Regions from separate parts of the Homo sapiens genome. Here region 2 is linked to region 1. Evidence: chromatin loops called from intact Hi-C (ENCODE). Cell type or tissue: tibial artery. All regions are shown on one strand. Links, peaks and the distances in the headings refer to the core of each region. The heading gives the core; the rest is flanking DNA.

Region 1 (10,384 bases), core at 3,072-8,071:
AAGGGATCTAGGGCTGTGCAGGCTGTGCCTTGTTAACAATATGTTTACAGGTAGTATGCTTGGTAAAAGTCATCGCCATTCTCCAGTCTCGATTAACCAAGGGCACAATGCACTGCGGAAAGCCGCAGGGACCTCTGCCTAAGAAAGCCTGGGCATTGTCCAAAGTTTCCCTCCACTGAGACAGCCTGAGATGTGGCCTCGTGGGAAGGGAAAGAACTGACCGTCCCCCAGCCCAACACCCAAAAAAGGGTCTGTGCTGAGGAGGATTAGTAAAAGAGGAAGGCCTCTTGCGGTTGAGATAAGAGGAAGGCCTCTGTCTCTTGCTTGTCCCTGGAAACAGAATGTCTCAGTGTAAAACCCGATCGTACATTTGTTCTATTCTGAGATAGAAGAAAACCGCCCTGTGGCTGGAGGCAAGATATGCTGGCGGCAATGCTGCGCTGTAATTTTTTACTACACTGAGCTGTTTGGGTGGAGAGAAGCATAAATCTAGCCTATGTACACATCCAGGCACAGTACCTTCCCTTGAACTTATTTGTGACATAGATTCCTTTGCTCACGTTTTCCTGCTGACCTTCTCCCCACTATCACCCTGTTCTCCTGCTGCATTCCCCTTGCCGAGATAGTGAAAATACTAATCAATAAATACTGAGGGAACTCAGAGACCAGTGCCGGTGCGGGTCCTCCGTATGCTGAGCGCTGATCCCCTGGGCCCACTGTTCTTTCTCTCTACTTTGTCTCTGTCTTATTTATTTTCTCAGTCTCTCGTCCCACCTGACGAGAAATACCCACAGGTGTGGAGGGGCAGGCCCCCTACAGCACTGGGGTGAAAGCTAAGATGAATTACAGAAAATAATGTCATTGCACATCTAAGTTTTTATTGACATTCGGTAACTGCTAGAATGTCCCAAGTGGACATTCTAGAGTCTCCTTACTTGCACCCTATAGAGTGGAAAAAAACAAACAAACAAAACCACCTTCCCCATCTCAGTAAATAGCACAACTACTCGCCACCCACATGTTCAATCCAGAAACCTGGGAGCTGTCCTTGGTGTCTTCCTCTCCCTCACCACCATCTTTCCCCCTCCCCATCCCATTCCTCATCAAATCCTGTTGATTCGAACTCCAAAATACATCCCAAATCTATCTTTCTTTCCCTACTTCCACAGCCACCTTCCAGTCATGTGACCATCATGCCTCAGTTGAATGTCTGCAATAGCTTCCTCATTTTGCCGCTTCTCCTCTGCTTCCCCTCTAATCTGCCTCACACCTTCTTCTACACAGCCAAATAGTCCTTTGAAAGTGTAAATCGGGGCTGGGTGCGGTGGGTCACGCCTGTAATCCCAGCACTTTGGGAGGCCGAGGAGGGTGGATCACGAGGTCAGGAGATTGAGGCCATCCTGGCTAACACAGTGAAACCCCGTCTCTACTAAAACTACAAAAAATTAGGCGGGTGTGGTGGTGGGCACCTGTAGTCCCAGCTACTCGGGAGGCTGAGGCAGGAGAATGGTGGGAACCTGGGAGGCGGAGCTTGCAGTGAGCTGAGATGGTGCCACTGCACTCCAGCCTGGGCGACAGAGCAAGACTCCGCCTCAAAAAAAAACAAAAATGTAAACCGGGCGGGGCATGGTGGCTCATGCCTGTAATCCCAGTACTTTGGGAGGCTGAGGCATACAGATCACATGAGATCAGGAGTTCAAGACCAGCCTGGCCAAGATGGTGAAACCTCATCTCTACTAAAAATACAAAAATTAGCCGGGAGCCTATAATCCCAGCTACTTGGGAGACTGAGGCAGAGAACTGCTTGAACCCGGGAGGTGGAGGTTGCAGTGAGCTGAGATGGCGCCAGTGCACTCCAGCCTGGGAGACAGAGCGAGGCTCCATCTCAAAAAAAACAAAAGAAGTAAATCGGCTGGGCACGGTGGCTCACGCCTGTAATCCCAGCACTTTGGGAGGCCAAGGTGGGCAGATCACTTGAGGTCAGGAGTTTGAGATCAGCCTGGCCAACATGGTGAAACCCCATCTCTACTAAAAATACAAAAAATTAGCCAGGCATGGTGGCTCACACTTGTAGTCCCAGCTACTCAGGAGGCTGAGGCAGGAGAATCACTTGAACCTAGGAGGTGGAGGTTGCAGTGAGCCGAAATTGCACTATTGCACTCCAGCCTAGGTGACAAGAGCAAAACTCCATCTCAAAAATAAAAATGAAAATAAATAAAAATGTAAATCACGGTGGTGTGCACCTGTAGTCCCATCTAGTCCAGAGGCTGAGGAGGGAAGATTGTTTGAGCCCAGGAGTTCAAGGCCAGACTGGGCAAAATAGTGAGACCCCCATCTCTAAAACTAAAATAAATAAATACGTAAAATTAGCCAGTGTGGTGGTATACACCCGTAGTCCCAGCTACTTAGGAGGCTAAGGCAGGAGAATCACTTGAGCCAGGAAGTTGGAGGCTATAATGAGCTATGATTGTTTTAATGCACTTCACACTCCAGCCTGGATATGACAATGCAAGACCCTGTCTCTTTAAAAAAAAAAAAAAAAAAAAGAAAAAGAAAAAGAAAAAAAAGAGGCTGGGTTCGGTGGCTCACACCTGTAAACACTTTGGGAGGCTGAGGCAGGAGAATCACTTGAGCTCAGAAGTTTGAGACCAACCGGGTTATGTGGTGAAACCCCGTCTCTACAGAAAAATACAAAAATTAGGCTGGGCGTGGTGGCACACACCTGTAATCCCAGCTACTTGGGAGGTGGAGGCAGGAGAATTGCTTGAATTCGGGAGGCGGAGGCTGTAGTCAGCTGAGATCGTGCCACTGCACTCCAGCCTGGGTGATAGAGCAAGACTCCTGTGTTGCCTCCTCCTGGACTTGTCCATCTTGGCCCCTCCAGACATTTCCCTCCCTGGTCATCAGCATGATCTTTTAACAACATAAAATATGCTTCTATTTTAATCTATTTTGTTTTTTTGTACATTTTCCTGTTTTTCTGGGCTCTGTGTTCTGGGGTCTCAAACAAACAAACAAACAAAATTAGCCAGGTGTGGTGGCATGCACCTGTAGTCCAGCTACTTGGGAGGCTGAGGTGGGAGGATCTCTTGAGTCCAGGAGGCAGAGGTTGCAGTGAGCCGAGATCCTGCCACTGCACTCCAGCCTGGGCAACAGAGCCAGACTCTGTCTCAAAAAAAAAAAAAAAGAAAAGAAAAGAAAAAGAAAAGGAAAGTCAGTTGGTTGTGGACCAATATGTATGGCATTCTAGCAGTTACCGAATGTCAGTAACAAACTTAAATGTGCAATGACATTATTTTCTGTAATTCACCTTAGTGTCCATCCTCGATGCTCTATTCTGCAGAAGCAGCTGGAAACAAGTTTTTTTTTTTTTTTGAGATGGAGTCTCGCTCTGTCACCCAGGCTGGAGTGCAGTGACTCAATCTCGGCTCACTGCAACCTCCACGTCTCAGATACAAGCAATTCTCCTACCTTAGCCTCCCAAGTAGCTGGGATTACAGGTGGGTGCCACCACGCTGGCTAATTTTTGTATTTTTAGTAGAGACGGGGTTTCACCATGTTGGGCAAGCTGGTCTCGAACTCCTGACCTCAAGTGATCCACCTGCCTCAGCCTCCCAAAGTGCTGGGATTACAGACGTGACCATCACAGCCGGCCTGGAAACAAGTTTAACCTCAGTCCTCCTGAGACTGGGCCACAATTCCTGCATACTCAACAGGGCCAGATTTGCTTAGAGAGGAGGGAGCCTGCAGGGAGTTGTACAGCATCCAGCCCTCTAGCAGCAATGACAAGACATCCATCATCCTGTGTCAACAGCCCCTCCAGTTCCGCAGGCTGCACTGTGTCTGCTCTGAACCTGGGAAACAGAGGAATATTTTGCAAGCTGCTTATGGTCCTGCCGGCCTGGCAGGCTCATGAGCCATTCTTCTCTGGGGACCCTGCCAAGAAGCAGGTGGCAGACCTTCCTTCCATTCTTGGCCAAGATACTGTCTCTGCTGAAGCATTCCCTTCCCTTAAGGGCTTTAGCTTTTGAAACACATAAACCAGCTTCTCCACTCTTAGGTCCAGCCGTATGCATCCCCCGGGGCAATGAGCCCAGAACCCAGAACACAGAAAAATAGGAAAATGTACAAAACAAGAAAAATGATTAACATAGAAGCATATTTTACGTTGTTAAAAGATCATGCTGATGACCAGGGACAGAAATGTCTAGAAGGGCCAAAATGGACAAGTCCAGGAGGAGGTGGCAAGGCAGAGGAGAGATAAGGCCCTAGAAATGGAGGGTGCTGGATAGAAATCAGAGCTTGACCAGGCCCGGTGGCTCAGGACTGTAATCCCAGCACTTCCGGAGGCTGAGGCCAGAGGCTCGCTTGAGCCCAGGAGTTTGAGACCAGCCTAGGATACATGGCGAAACCCCATCTCTACCAAAAATACAAAAATTAGCCGGGCAAGGTGGCATGTGCCTCTGGTCCCAGCTACTGGGGAGACTGTGGTGGAAGGATCACCTGAGCCCAGGAAGTTGAGGTTGCAGTGGCTAATACTGCACCACTGCACTCCAGCCTTGGCAACAGAGTGAGACTCTGTCTCAAAAAATAATAAAAAAATTAAAATGGGCAACAGAGTGAGACCCTGTCTCAAAAAGTAATAATAAAATTAAAATTAAATTAAAAATTAGGCCAGGCGTGGTGGCTCACGCCTGTAATCCCAGCACTTTGGGAAGCAGAGGCAGGCAGATTACCTGAGGTCAGGAGTTCGAGACCAGCCTGGCCAACATGGTGAAACCTCAGCTCTACTAAAAATACTAAAATTAGCCAGGTGTGGTGGCACACACCTGTAATCCCAGTTACTTGGGAGGCTGAGGCACGAGATAATCACTTGGACCCAGGAGGTAGAGGTTGCAGTGAGCCAAGATTTCACCACTGCACTCCAGCCTGGACAACAGAGTAAGACTCTGTCTCTAAATAAATAAATAAGTAAATAAATAAAATTTAAAAAGGAATCAGAGCTATTTAAGGGATAAAAATAAACAGAACCTGTGGGGGGCGGTGGTTCATGCCTGTAATCCCAGCACTTCGGGAGGCCGAGGCAGGTGGATCACGAGGTCAAGAGATGGTGACCATCCTGGCCAACATGGTGAAACCCCATCTCTACTAAAAATACAAAAAAATTAGCTGGGTGTGGTGGTGCATGCCTGTGGTCCCAGCTATTTAGGAGGCTGAGGCAAGAGAATCATTTGAATCTGAGAGGCAGAGATTGCATTGAGCTGAGATTGCACCACTGCATTCCAGCCTGGGCAACAGAGCAAGACTCCGTCTCAAAAAAATAAAGACACCAGGGCCAGGCGCGGTGGCTTACTCCTGTAATCCCGGCACATTGGAAGGCCAAGGCAGGCAGATCACGAGGTCAGGAGTTCGAGACCAGGCTGGCCAACATAGTGAAACCCCATCTCTACTAAAAATACAAAAATTAGCTGGGCATGGTGGCTCATGCCTGTAGTCCCAGCTACTCAGGAGGCTGAGGCAGGAGAATTGCTGGAACCCAGTAGGCAGAAGTTGCAGTGAGCCGAGATCGTGCCATTGCACTCCAGCTTGGGCAACAGAGTGAGACTTCATCTCAAAATAAATAAATAAAAGCCAGGCGCAGTGGCTTATGCCTGTAATCCCAGCACTTTGGGAGGCCGAGGCGGGCGGATCACAAGGTCAGGAGATCGAAACCATCCTGGCTAACATGGTGAAACCCCGTCTCTACTAAAAATACAAAAAAATTAGCCAGGCATGGTGGTGAGCACCTGTAGTCCCAGCTACTCGGGAGGTTGAGGCAGGAGAATGGTGTGAACCCAGGAGGCGGAGCTTGCAGTGAGCTGAGATCGCGCCACTGCACTCCAGCCTGGGGGACAGAGCGAGACTCTGCCTCATAAAATAATAATAAAAATAAATAAATAAATATATAAATAAATAAATAAATAAAATAAAGACACCAAAATGCAGACAGAGGAGACTGAGCTGTATCCTGCAGGCAAGTGGGGTAGAGGTTGCTGGGTGTCAAAATACACAGACTCTCTCACCATCCTCCATTCATTCCAAAAAGGAAGGTGTCCTCACCCTGCCACTTTAAGAATCACATCTGTAATCCCAGCACTTAGAGAGGCCGAGGCAGGAGGATCATTTGAGCCCAGGAGTTTGAGACCAGCCTGGGCAACAACAGCCAGACCCTGTCTCAATAAAAAAGAAAAAAGAAAGAATCTGTACATGTGATGAGACTGTTCCTGGGAGACACTGGGTCTTCCACAGAATCAGGAGGCAGAAAAAAATAGTTGACAACCAGTGGGGCACAGTGGCTCATGCCTGTAATCCCAGCACTTTGGGAGTCCGAGGCGGGTGGATCACCTGAGGTCAGGAGTTCGAGACCAGCCTGGCCAATACGGTGAAACCCTGTCTCTACTAAAAATACAAAAATAGCTGGGCGTGGTGGTGCGTGCCGGTAATCCCAGCTACTCTGAAGACTAAGGCAGGAGAATCGCTTGAACCTGGGAGGTGGAGGTTGCAGTGAGCCAAGATCGTGCCACTGCACTCCAGCCTGGGTGACAGAGCGAGACTCCATCTCAAAAAAAAAAATTGACAACTGTTACTGTCAGCAGGGCCTGTTGGAGGTTAGGGAGCAGAGGGAGCAATGACTGGAAGCAGGAGAATCTGTGGGGCTGGTGGGAATCTGTGGACAATCCGTGGGAAGGCTTGGTGGGCAGCAGGTGCGGGTGAGGCAGGGAGGTGGCAGAGAGAGCTTGTGGAGATGTTCTGGATACCAGAGCCCTGGCCTGATCCTGTACCGTCCCCACCTTCTCTGGATGACTGGGGCCAACCTAACCTGTTCCGAAGAAAATAAATACTCGGACATAATCCTTTGTTGTGAGATTAATTTGTTGTTTTGTTCACGGCTGCGTCTAGGAAGGTGCTTGGCGTGCAGTGAGAGGCTCTAATGGATCTGGGCTTGTTGAAGCAAGGCAGGAAGGAGCCAGTGTTCTCAAAGTGTTGGGTGAGTAGTAGGGGAGGCGCAGCCGGCAGCAGACCTGCAGGGATTACCATTCCCACATGGGAAAGGTTGCTGTGTGAGGATTAAACACAATAACGTATATGAAAATCCCGGCTGCTTAATACATCAACTCAGGTTCAAAATCTGGGAGGAGAGAAGCTGGGCTGATGTGGGGGTTGAGATGGGAGGAGGTTTCGAGCGGAGTCACATAGGGGCCCCCCAGGGACAGCCCCACGGGAAAGCTCCAGGGGTCTTTCGGGAAGCCCCGACTGGTGCCAGCACAGCTGACACTCCTGCCCCACCCGGCTGGCCAGCAGGAATTTGCCCCATGACCGCCCCTGGCAAGCTGCTGTCACCATGGCGACCGGCCACAAAACAAGCAGCCTGATTGTCCCTGCTCAGCGGGGCAGGTGAAACCCTGGCCACGTGACCGATACTGGGCCAGGTGCAGTTAAGGGACACCCGCCACCTCCCCTCCTTAACCCATTCAATGCCACCGCGCCACCTAGGCGCAGTGTCCCGGCCGCCTCAGGCCGCACCCCTTCGGCCCTTGGTCCCCACGGCCTGAAGGGTGGTGATGAAATACACGGAGCACTGCGTTAGGAGTCAGTGAAGGAAACAATCCGGGCTGTGCACTGGCTGAGTGACCTGGAGCTGGGTTACTTCGCCGTCCAAGCCTCTCTTTCCTCATCAGCAGAATAAGGACGGCACCCTCCCACTTCACAGGAAGCCTGGGAACACGGATGGGGCAGTGTACACTCGACCTCCAAAGAGCGATAGTCCATTTCACCTCCCACCTTCACCTCCACATGTCAGGGGCTCCGGAAGTCCTCCCCTCTGGCCTCCCCTAGAAGGAGGCCTTCGCCAACCAACAGCACGCTTCCTGGCCTGTTCCTAACAAGCTGAGAGGGCTGGGCAGCCCCCAGGATGACACCACCCCCAGATCCATTCCCAGGTAGCAACGACCCCTCCCCTGCCCCCACCACTTTCTCTGGAATGTTCAAGTGGAAACATCAAACCAACTGGTTTTTCTGCTTGCCTTCATCAGCCACCTGATCAGGGCTGGGGCCCAGGACTCTGAGTAAATATCTCAAGGCTGCTTCTGCCCCTAGATGTGGGGATCTTGGGCCAGGCTGAGATTACCTGGTGGAGGGTGGGGTGTATGGCAGGGATCAATTTGAAAGCACCTTTGAGGCCAGGCACAGTGGCTCATGCCTGTAATCCCAGCACTTTGGGAGGTCGAGGCAGGAGGATCACCTGAGGTCAGGAGTTTGAGATCAGCCTGCCCAACACGGTGAAACTCAGTCTCTACTAAAAATACAAAAATTAGCCGGGCATGGTGGCGCATACATGTAATCCCAGCTACTTGGGAGTCTGCAAAAGAGAATCGCTTGAACCCGGGAGGTAGAGGTTGCAGTGAGCTGAGATTGTCCCACTATACTCCAGCATAGGCAACAGAGAGACTCTCTCAAAACAAACAAACAAAAAAAAGCACCTTTGAAATACTATTGTTCTGAATCTTCAACCCCCACGCCCTTCACCCACCAACTCTAGAAAAACACCCACCAACTCTAGAAAAACACCCACCAACTCTAGAAAAACACTCTCCAAGGACCCCTCCCAGGCCTGGGACCAGCCCCCATACAGGGCTCAGATGTCCTCATCACTCCCCTAATTACTATGCGGGAAACATGATCACACCACCTGGTGTGCTTAGAGTCCTCGGTGACCTCAGCCCTCCTCAGATTGGAACCAAACACCTCAGGGTCCCATTAAGCAGGAGATGGAGCTTTACAGAGTTAGGACACATCCTCAGCTTGGCCAGCATGGTGAAATCCTGTCTCTGCCAAAAACAGAAAAAAATCAGCCAGGTGTGGTGATGCGCGCCTGTAGTCCCAGCTACTCGGGAGACTGAGGCATGAGAACTGCTTGAACCCGGGAGGCAGAGGTTGCAGTGAGCCAGGTTCCAGCCTCCATGACAGAGCCAGACCCTGTCTCAAAAAAAAAAAAAAATTAATGGCCAGGCGCAGTGGCTCACACCTGTAATCCCAGCATTTTGGGAGGCCGAGGCGGGCAGATCACCTGAGGTCGGGAGTTTGAACCAGCCTGACCAACGTGGAGAAACCCCGTCTCTACTAAAAATACAAAATTAGCCGGCGTAGTGGCGCATGCCTGTAATCCCAGCTACTCGGGAGGCTGAGGCAGGAGAGTCGCTTGAACCCAGTAGGTAGAGGTTGCGGTGAGCCAAGATCGCACCATTGCACTCCAGCCTGGGCAACAAGAGCAAAACTCCGTCTCAAAATATAATAGTAATAATTAATTAATTAATTATTTTTTTAAAAAAAAAGTTAGGACTCATCCTGTAGGTCCTGGACCGCCCTAAGGAGGTGGGGGAGGGGTCAGTGTAAGACTAGCTGGCCCAGGTGTCATATCCGGGAGGGCCACTAACCCAGCCACCCGCAGGACTTCCACATAAGCATTTACCAGTGCCCTGAAGCTCTTGATGACTATTACCACTTTGCACCAGATGAACAAGACATAGCTCCCGCTGTGGACACACAGGGAGGGCTGCCTCTATAATACTACACAGTAGCCTCTGAGAAATGCTTCCAGAACATTCCATGAAAGAGATTAGTTTTAACTCAGAAAGTCTGCGAAGGCTTGAGGAGGAGGCAGCAGTTATACAATGCCTTAAAAGGCCTATAGCTGAGGCCAGGCATGGTGGAGCACACCTGTAATTCCAGCTACTCAGGGGGCTGAGGCAGGAGGATCAGTTGAGTCTGGGAGTTCCAGACCAGCCTGAAACTGTCCCCTTGCTATGCCTAGAACATAGTAAGACTCTATCTCTACAAAACAGAAAAAAATTAGCCAGACATGGTGGTGCACATCTGTGGTCCCAGCTACTCGGGAGGGTGAGGCAGGAAGATTGCCTGGGCCCAGGGGGAAGAGGTTGCAGTGAGCCGTGATTGTGCCACTGCAGTCCAGCCTGGGTGACGCAGTGAAACCCTGTCTCAGAAAAAATAAAATAAAAGCCATATACCTGAGACAGGAAGGTCGCTTGAGGCCAGGAGCTGGAGACCAGCTTGGGCAAGGTAGCAAGACCCCTTCTCTAAAAAAAATTTTGTTGGGCCAGGTGTGGTGGCTCATGCCTGTAATCTCAGCACTTTGAGCCCAGGAGTTCGAGACCAGCCTGGGCAACATAGCAAGCCCCCGCTTCTATTTTTTAAAAAAAAAATTTTTTTTTTGAGATGGAGTCTCGCTCTGTCACTGAGGCTGGAATGCAGTGGCAAGATCTCGGCTCACTGCAACCTCCATCTCCCAAGTTCACACGATTCTCCTGCCTCAGCCTCCCCAGTAGCT
Region 2 (7,750 bases), core at 2-5,001, 290 kb before region 1:
GTCGCCCAGGCTGGAGTGCAGTGGCGCGATCTCGGCTCACTGTAAGCTCCGCCTCCTGGGTTCAATCACATCATTCTCCTGCCTTAGCCTCCCGAGTAGCTGGGACTAGAGGCTCTCGCCACCACACCTGGTTAATTTTTTGTATTTTTAGTAGAGACAGGGTTTCACCGTGTTAGCCAGGATGGTCTTGATCTCCTGACCTTGTGATCCGCCTGCCTCAGCCTCCCAAAGTGCTGGGATTACAGGCTTGAGCCACCGTGCCTGGCCTCAAATACTTTTTAAGTATTGAAAGTATTACTTTTGATTTTTCTTTTCTTTTTTTCCCCTTTTCTTTTTAGAGACAGGGTTTTACTCTGTCACCCAGACTTCAGTGCAGTGGTGCTATTATAGCTCACTGCAGCCTTGAACTCCTAAGCTCAAGTGATCCTCCTGCCTCAGCCTCCCCAGTAGCTAGGACTACAGGCGTGCACCACTATGCCCAGCTAATTTTTTTTTAATTTCTATACTTCATTTTCATTTTTCTCAATGCAGAACATGGCTAATTTTAAATTTGTGTGTGTGTGTGTGTGTAGAGAGGGGGATCTCACTATGTTGTCCAGGCTGGTCTGAAACTCCTGGCCTCAAGCAATCCTTGTTTCTCTGCCTCCCAGAGTGTTGAGATTACAGGCATAAGCCACCATGTCCAGCCTGTATGCTCTTAATAGCTGTAAATCAATGTCTTGTTAATTGCATTTTTAAGTGGGTGTGACTTCTGGTAGGCGTGTCAATGTTCCTACCTTCTGTAGTGTCAAAATGTGCATCTATTATGGACATCAGCATCATCCGCATGACCTGGGTGTGTGGAAGTTTCATGTACGTTACCTGGATAAAAGACTCCTCCAGGAACTCCACCAGGAATGGCCCCAGGGACCCCTGAAAGGAAACAGGTAGAGTCAGTCCTCCAGGAGCCAGAACTATTAGGCTGGTGCAAAAGTAACTGCGATTTTTGCCATTACTTTCAATGGCAAAACCCACAATTACATGGAAACAAGAATAATGCTGATGGCAATAATGACATTGCTTGTCTCCAGAGCAGTTTCTGTTTACAAAGTGTGTTCTCATTCTTGCTCTTTGAAATCGGCCTGTGAAGTTGGAAGGGCAGGGCTTACTATCATCATTTTGTTTTGTTTGAGACTGAGACGGAGTCTTGGCCTTTCACCCAGGCTGGAGTGCAGTGGTGGGATCTCAGCTCACTGCAACCTCCGTCTGCCTGGGTCAAGCGATTCTGCTGCCTCAGCCTCCTGAGTAGCTGGGATTACAGGTGCATGCCACCAAGCACGGCTAATTTCTGTATTTTTAGTGGAGACAGGGTTTCACTATGTTGGGCAGGCTGGTCTTGAACCCCTGACCTCAAGTGATCTGCCTGCCTCGGCCTCCCAAAGTGCTGGGATTACAGGTGTGAGCCACCGCTCCCAGAGACTATCATCTTAAGACATGAAATCAGGCTCAGAGAGGTTAAGGGACATGCCTGGGGCCACACAGCTGGAAAGAGACGGGGCCTGGATTGAAGCTCAGGCCAGTGCTTTATTTTTGAGACAGAGTCTTGCTCTGTCACCCAGGCTGGAGTGCAGTAGCAAGATCTCAGCTCACTGCAACTTCTGCCTCCTAGGTTCAAGCGATTCTCCTGCCTCAGTCTCCCAAGTAGCTGGGACTACAGGCGTGCACCTCCACATCTGGCTAATTGATTTTTTTGTAAAGATGGGGTGTCAGTATGTTCCCCAGGCTGGTCTGGAACTCCTGGAAGCGATCCTCCTGCCTTGGCCTCCTAAAGTGCTAGGATGACAGGCCCCTGCGCCCTGCTGCCAGTCCTTAGAGTATGATTGTTCTTGCTGTGTTACCTGGTTCTCCCTGGAGTCAGGGAGAGGGCCTGGGGTGGAAGACACTGGGTCTGAGCACCTCTCACCAGGCAGCCCACTCCCTTCCCGAGCTGAGCTGCCGGGTAGAGGCCAGAGCTTTGGGAAGGGCAGGCTGGGCTGCTACAGCGAGCATTAAGGAGGTGCAGCTGCCAGCACAAATGCAGCCATTCCCACACTGATAGGACGGCGTGAGGTCAGCGTCCTCAGCCACTGGGCAGCCGAGCTTGGGTGGGGCTCTGGCCGTCTGACACGGGCTGTCTTAGGAGGCGCCGGGGCCGCAGGGGGACGCCATGAATGAGCACAGTGAATAGTTTCCTAAGGAAAAGCGAATTCACCGGCCAGACAGGATCACGAGTTCAGTCCCCATGGACCAGTGAAGCTCTCACTGGGGAACGCTGTGATGCTGGATCCAGACCCTGCCTGAGCCATCGCCATGGCAACAGACAGGGTCCCAAACCGGGGGCCCTGCCTCCACCTCAGAAGGCCCCCCTCTGAGCTTGACAAGCCACCTTGCCAACGCCCCAGCCCAGCCCTCCCTTACTGCTTTTGCTGAAAGGGGCCGGGAGCCCCGTGGGGCATGGGCGGGGCTGGGGGAACGGGTGTCTCTGCAATGTGTCCAGGGAGGCCTCGCGGCCAGACGTCTGGCCTCTGAGGCCTGGCGACGCTGCACAGCTGGGCTTGCTGGCCCCAGGGCCCTGTCAGCCTCAGCTGCAGCCCAGCAGGGTCAGGGCTGTGGAGCTGTCACAGCCACCGGAGCCAAGACCCCGGCGCCACCCCCTCCCAGGGCTTGTGGCTCCTCAGGCACTGCAGTCCAGGCCTGAAGTGTGCAAGTAATCTGGTCAGAACCTCAAGGCTCGGAGTGGTGGCCCCAGGGGGGCTGGGCCTGCTGAGAAGGAGCACTTGGGCCCTGTCATCCGCTGCCAAGCACACACATGGCCCGCCTCGGGCCTCTGATGCCTTCCCTGGCTCCGGCCTCCAGCTCTCAACAGTCTCTTATGCGTCTTTCTCTGCCTCGGCCTCTCTCCTTCCTCCTCTTTCTCCCCCTCTCCCTCATTCTTCACGTGCCTCTCTCCCTTCCTCTCTACTCTCTGGCTCCAGAGCAGACTGCAGGGAACAGTGTGGTGGAGGTGGGGGGAAGAGCAAAGTGCTCAGAACAGACCCCTCTGGCTTCTAATTCTGCCTTCGCTGCTTCTTACCATCTGTGCGACCTTGGGAAAGTCACTCAACCTCTCTGAACATCGGTTTCCTTTTTTGTGACATGGGGCAGATAATCACTTGGTTGTTGCAAGGTTGCAAGGTTGCTGCAAGGTTGCAAGGTTGCTGCAAGTTGTAAAAGGGTTCAAGTAATAGGCTATGTCCTCTTCTGGACCTGGCAGACAGTAATTGCTCAAAAATAAAAAGACAGTGGCACTTACGTTTCATTTTTTCCCATTTCACTGCACAGTCCGTGGCCCAGGGCCAGGTATGCAGTAGTTACTCAATACATGATGGGTGAATTAAGTAGAGGGGTGGCAGGGTGGTTGTCTGTGAATCCAGCTCTAACCTGTTTCATCCCCATCTGCCCTGGGAGTCCCCCTGCCTTGGGCTTGTTGAGCCCCTGGGCCTGGCTGAACCCTGACTTCCTTTCTCCTGGGGTTCTGCCCTCCTGCACCCCAGGCACTTTCTGGGGGGAAGACTTAGCTTCCCCTCCCCCAGATCTCCTCTGTCCCCACTCTCCACCCCCACCGTTCAGACCCTGATGATGGTGGCATTTGCCAAACTTCATGCCTGAACCTGACGGCCTGGGGAGCCCGAGGTTTTAATCCCCACTTTGCAATGAGGAAATGGAGAAGGTTTAGGGGCTACGAAGGATTCCTGCCTCTCTGCAAGTGAGAGAGGTGAGAATAAAATGACAGCAGCTGGAAATTGGAAAGGACTTTGAAAAGGTAACAGCTGCTTCCCCAGGCCCCGTGGCGATCCTCACTTCTCCCTCCACTCCTTGGCACAAGCCGTTTCTCCTGCCAGGAATGTCCTTGCCTCTGTCCAAGTCCTACCCCCGCACCAGGGCTGAGCTCAGACTCTCCCGCCTGCCTTTCCCGAGCCCACGGCTCTCCCTGACTGTGCTGCTCAGCTGGCCCTAAGCAGTTGGCCTGGAGAACACTTGTCTTGTTTTATGTGGTTTTGGCATGTTTCACCGACTAGCCCAGGGTGGAACTTGTCTCTTGCATCTTAGAATCACGATCCTAGACTCTCAGGGATCATAATAGTCTTCTGGCCTGGGCTGGACCTCCTTCCACAAACATCCTTCGTGTTCTGCTTGCATACCTCCCATGATGGGAAAATCACCACCTCCAAATGCTGTCAGCACTAACTGCAGACAGGGCTTCCTCCAATCGAGAATCTGCTCTTCTGTCTCTTCAGTTCTGCCTGCCAGGGCCTGTAGTCTGGGGACTTACCCCTCATCCACAGACAGGTCCTCCAACATTTTCCTTCCTTCCTTCCTTCCTTCCTTCCTTCCTTCCTTCCTTCCTTCCTTCCTTCTTTCCTTCCTTCCTTTCTTTCTTTCTGTCTCTCTCTCTCTCCTTTCTCTCTCTCTCTCTCTCTTTCTTTCTTTTTCTTTCTTTTTAAATATTCATTTATTTTTTAAATAGAGACGGGGGCCTTCCTATGTTGCCCAGGCTGGTCTCAAACTCCTGGGCTCAAGCAATCTGCCCATGTGGGCCTCCCAAAGTGCTAGGATTACAGGCATGAGTCACTGCACCTGGCCCCATTTACTTTTCTCTTTAGGTTTAACTCAAATGTCACTTCTGCTGGGAAGCCTTCCTGGATTTCTCAAGGCTCCTTCTGGCCACCCCCAACCGAGTCCTGTCTGCTTCTTTCATCATTGCACATCTATTTACACATTAGCTGCCCCTCCACTAGACAAAACATGGTGTAAGTAGTGAGAGGGAGTATTAAACCTTAGCAATGTGCACTAATTACAAGGATCCATGAGCCCAAATTAGCAGACTCTGAATAAGAGAATAGATTATTTTAAAAATGCCCATTCCCACGGTCCTTTTATTTGATGCTTTTTTTCCCCCCAGATATTACATTGCTAGAAGCTCTCACTGGCCCTAGGAGGTACTTCAGGCAGGGCTGTTTCTCCCCATTTTGCAGCCAGGGAAATGGAGAACCAGTGAGCTGAAGAGCCTGGTCTGGGACCCCCAGCTGACCCCAAGTCACATGTAGGGCCATTTGCCTGGGCCCTGGGCTCCAGGTTCAAAGAGCTGGAAGCAGCCTGTTTGGGAGCGAGCCTGGGGCCAGCCGATCTTGGCAGGGGGCTTTGCCAAACCAAAGTCCAGGGGGCTGGCTTGGGGAGCAGATAAGACCACACGAAGCTGTTTGTTGTTTGCATGCAGAAGGCTGCCAAGGGTTTTCAAAAACAAGCTGTCCTCCACTGGGTGACTGTGTCCCCTCCCACACAGGGCACATTTGCCCTCATGCCGGGGCCTCGGCAGACACACAGAGCGGGATCGACCTCTAAACCAGTGCTTCTTGGCCCTGGCGACCCCACCGTCACCTGGGAAGCCTGAAAAGTCTGTGTCCAGGTCCCTCTCCAACCAAAGCAAGCAGGGATTCTTGGGTGGGAAGTCTAATAGATAGCCAGGTTGAAAACCCCTGTTCCTACTTAAGGACGGAAAACAATAATTAAAAAAATATTTAAAAAGAGGCAGTGGCTCATGCCTGTAATCCAAGCACTTTGGGAGGCGGAGGTGGGAGGATCACTTGAGCCCAGGAATTCAGACCAGCCTGGACAACACAGCGAGACCCTGTCTCAATTTAAAAAAAATAAAAAAGGTAAAAAAATAAAAATAAAAAAGGAAAATAAAAGAAAAGGAAACCTCTGTTCCAAACCATCTTCAGTTCTGAAATCAGGAAAAAAAAAAAAAAAAATCCCTGATACTATTTCTGGGGGATGGGGAAGAATTATCCCTGGGTTAATTTCTCATGCTCACTTTTGAAACAGCCTGGGAGCTGTGCGGCTTGTCCCCTCCTCCTGCTCCCCCACCCCCGCAACAGGGTTCCTTCCTTGGAGCCGCTGAACTTGCATAAGTGACACCCTCCTCCTTGAGGGAGAAGCCAGGCTCCCCCAGGACAGCCAGGTGAGTGGCAGTGAGCATGTGACTGAGCGCTCCACTCCCTGTGTTGGCTCCCCGACCTCTGCAGACTTCAGTAGCACTTCTGTGCAAAACCCCACACGAGCTCATCAGTTCACACACCCCTTATTTGGACCTAGCAAGTCCAGCCACCTGGGACAGAGCTGAGATTGATCTCTGCAAAGTGTGAGGCCAGCTGGGCGTTTAGCGGTGTCACTGAGGACACAAGGAGAGAGCTGATTCTGCCTAGGGCATGCCTGCTTTAAGGACTCAGCCCCAAGCCTTCCCCTCCCCAAATGTTGCCTGCTAGCTCACTCCTAACCCCCTTGCCCCTTGACCTGGGGCAGAGAGCTGGCTGATACTAACCCCCGGGGACTGCCTTAGCCTGCCGGAGCCTCAGCTTCCTTGTTTGTCAAGTGATGATAATAATTTCTAATTCTCAAGGTTCCTTGATGATGAACTGCCACCCTATAGGTGGTGGCCCCATCTGGGAAGAAGGGTGGCTGGGTGTTTGGGGGCTACACCTGGGGAGGAGGCTGAGACGGACCCGGGGCTGCTGCTTTCAGGCCCTGGCTCGTTGCCCCTGCTGGGGCCCGCCTGTGGGTACCCATGTCCCTTGGCCTCATCCAGGTCCAGCAGCGGACCCTGCACAGGAAGCTGTTCAATCTCACGGAAACAGCTGCAGCTCCTGCCCAGGCCCTTGACTCCACCCCGTGGCCCTCCCGCCCCCCACTCAGCGTTTGGTTCTCATGGCAAGGAGGACTCCCGAGGAAACCAGACTCCACCCAGACCCCCCTACCAAATGCCCTCCTTTTTCCCATGCCCGGGAGCCTCTTCTGTCCTCCCCCGTTGGCCGCGGCATAGCAGCCCCACAGGGCACACCCTCAAACCCCATAACCAACTGTGCCTGGGTTGGGGCACATAGCAGATGGCCCAGCAGTGCCCCAGGATCCACTCCAGCCTCTGTCTCAGCCACACTGCCTCTGCCAGGAGACAGACACCTTCTCCAGCCCGCCTTTCCATGCTTGCGTGCCACATCGCACACACATTCACACACACAGATGTACACACTCCATAACACACACAGTGACAGTCCACACCAGTGTCACACCTGGATGCCAGATCGCCCATGTCTACATGTGTACATGTCTACATGTCTGTCAGGTGGCAGACTTTTGCACACACTAAGGAGCAGCTTCATATACCTCCTCCAAACATACGCATACACCTGCCTAAGGATGAACCTGTGAGCAGACATATGTACCCCTCCAGAAATCCCTTTCCCTGTTCAGTGACACAGCCGGGCATCTGAACACATGCACACCTGTGCATGCACACATACACACACGAGCACACAGCACGCTCATTCCTGTGTGCATGCACACACACACACACACACAAATGCATACCAGGAGTCCCTGCCTGCCTCAGCAGGGAGAACACAGCAGCAGCTTCCCAACCTGCAAACCCATCCTCAGCGGAGCCCTGACCTTCCTGACGGGGGGATCCCGGCTTCCCAGGGGTCAAGGAACCTGCTGAGGTCACACAGCTCACTGCGGTTGAGCTGGTATCAAGCCCAGGTTCCCTGTCCCCAGGGCTGGTGTGCACCCCAGCTGTGTCCACAGGTGTGCAGACTGTGGTGTCTCCAGACCCAGGGGTTCCCGCTGGGCCCTCCCCCAGGATGCTCTGATCCCCCTACAGGGCGGGCACCCGGGCACCTGAGCAGGGGCCCCCTCA

What was found. A loop is a pair of places that touch in the nucleus more often than their neighbours do. Peaks named below come from ENCODE experiments on the same cell type or tissue, not always from the same donor. Only the 100,000 strongest peaks of a DNase experiment are listed, where the experiment ranks them.
Region 2: it touches region 1 in a loop (4-fold over the local background); 2 of 110 quality-filtered maps call a loop at or near these places.

What each region holds. Positions count from the first base shown.
Region 1 is chr7:73,740,126-73,750,509 of GRCh38, reverse strand. No RefSeq gene overlaps it. Among named protein-coding and RNA genes, the nearest start is that of ABHD11, 6.5 kb to the right of the region's middle. RefSeq lists a silencer at 7,389-7,508 and enhancers at 7,303-7,836, 6,793-7,992, 7,837-8,371. In tibial artery, for the core only: no CTCF peak of the experiment used is centred there; no DNase peak of the experiment used is centred there; H3K27ac peaks cover 1,042 bases.
Region 2 is chr7:74,028,526-74,036,275 of GRCh38, reverse strand. ELN (elastin) reads right to left here. Exons shown (of 33, transcript NM_000501.4): 2 at 862-912. Among named protein-coding and RNA genes, the nearest start is that of ELN, 4.2 kb to the right of the region's middle. RefSeq lists enhancers at 1,856-2,483, 2,484-3,111, 6,776-7,747. In tibial artery, for the core only: no CTCF peak of the experiment used is centred there; a DNase peak (open chromatin) is centred at 2,145; H3K4me3 peaks cover 3,755 bases; H3K27ac peaks cover 5,000 bases.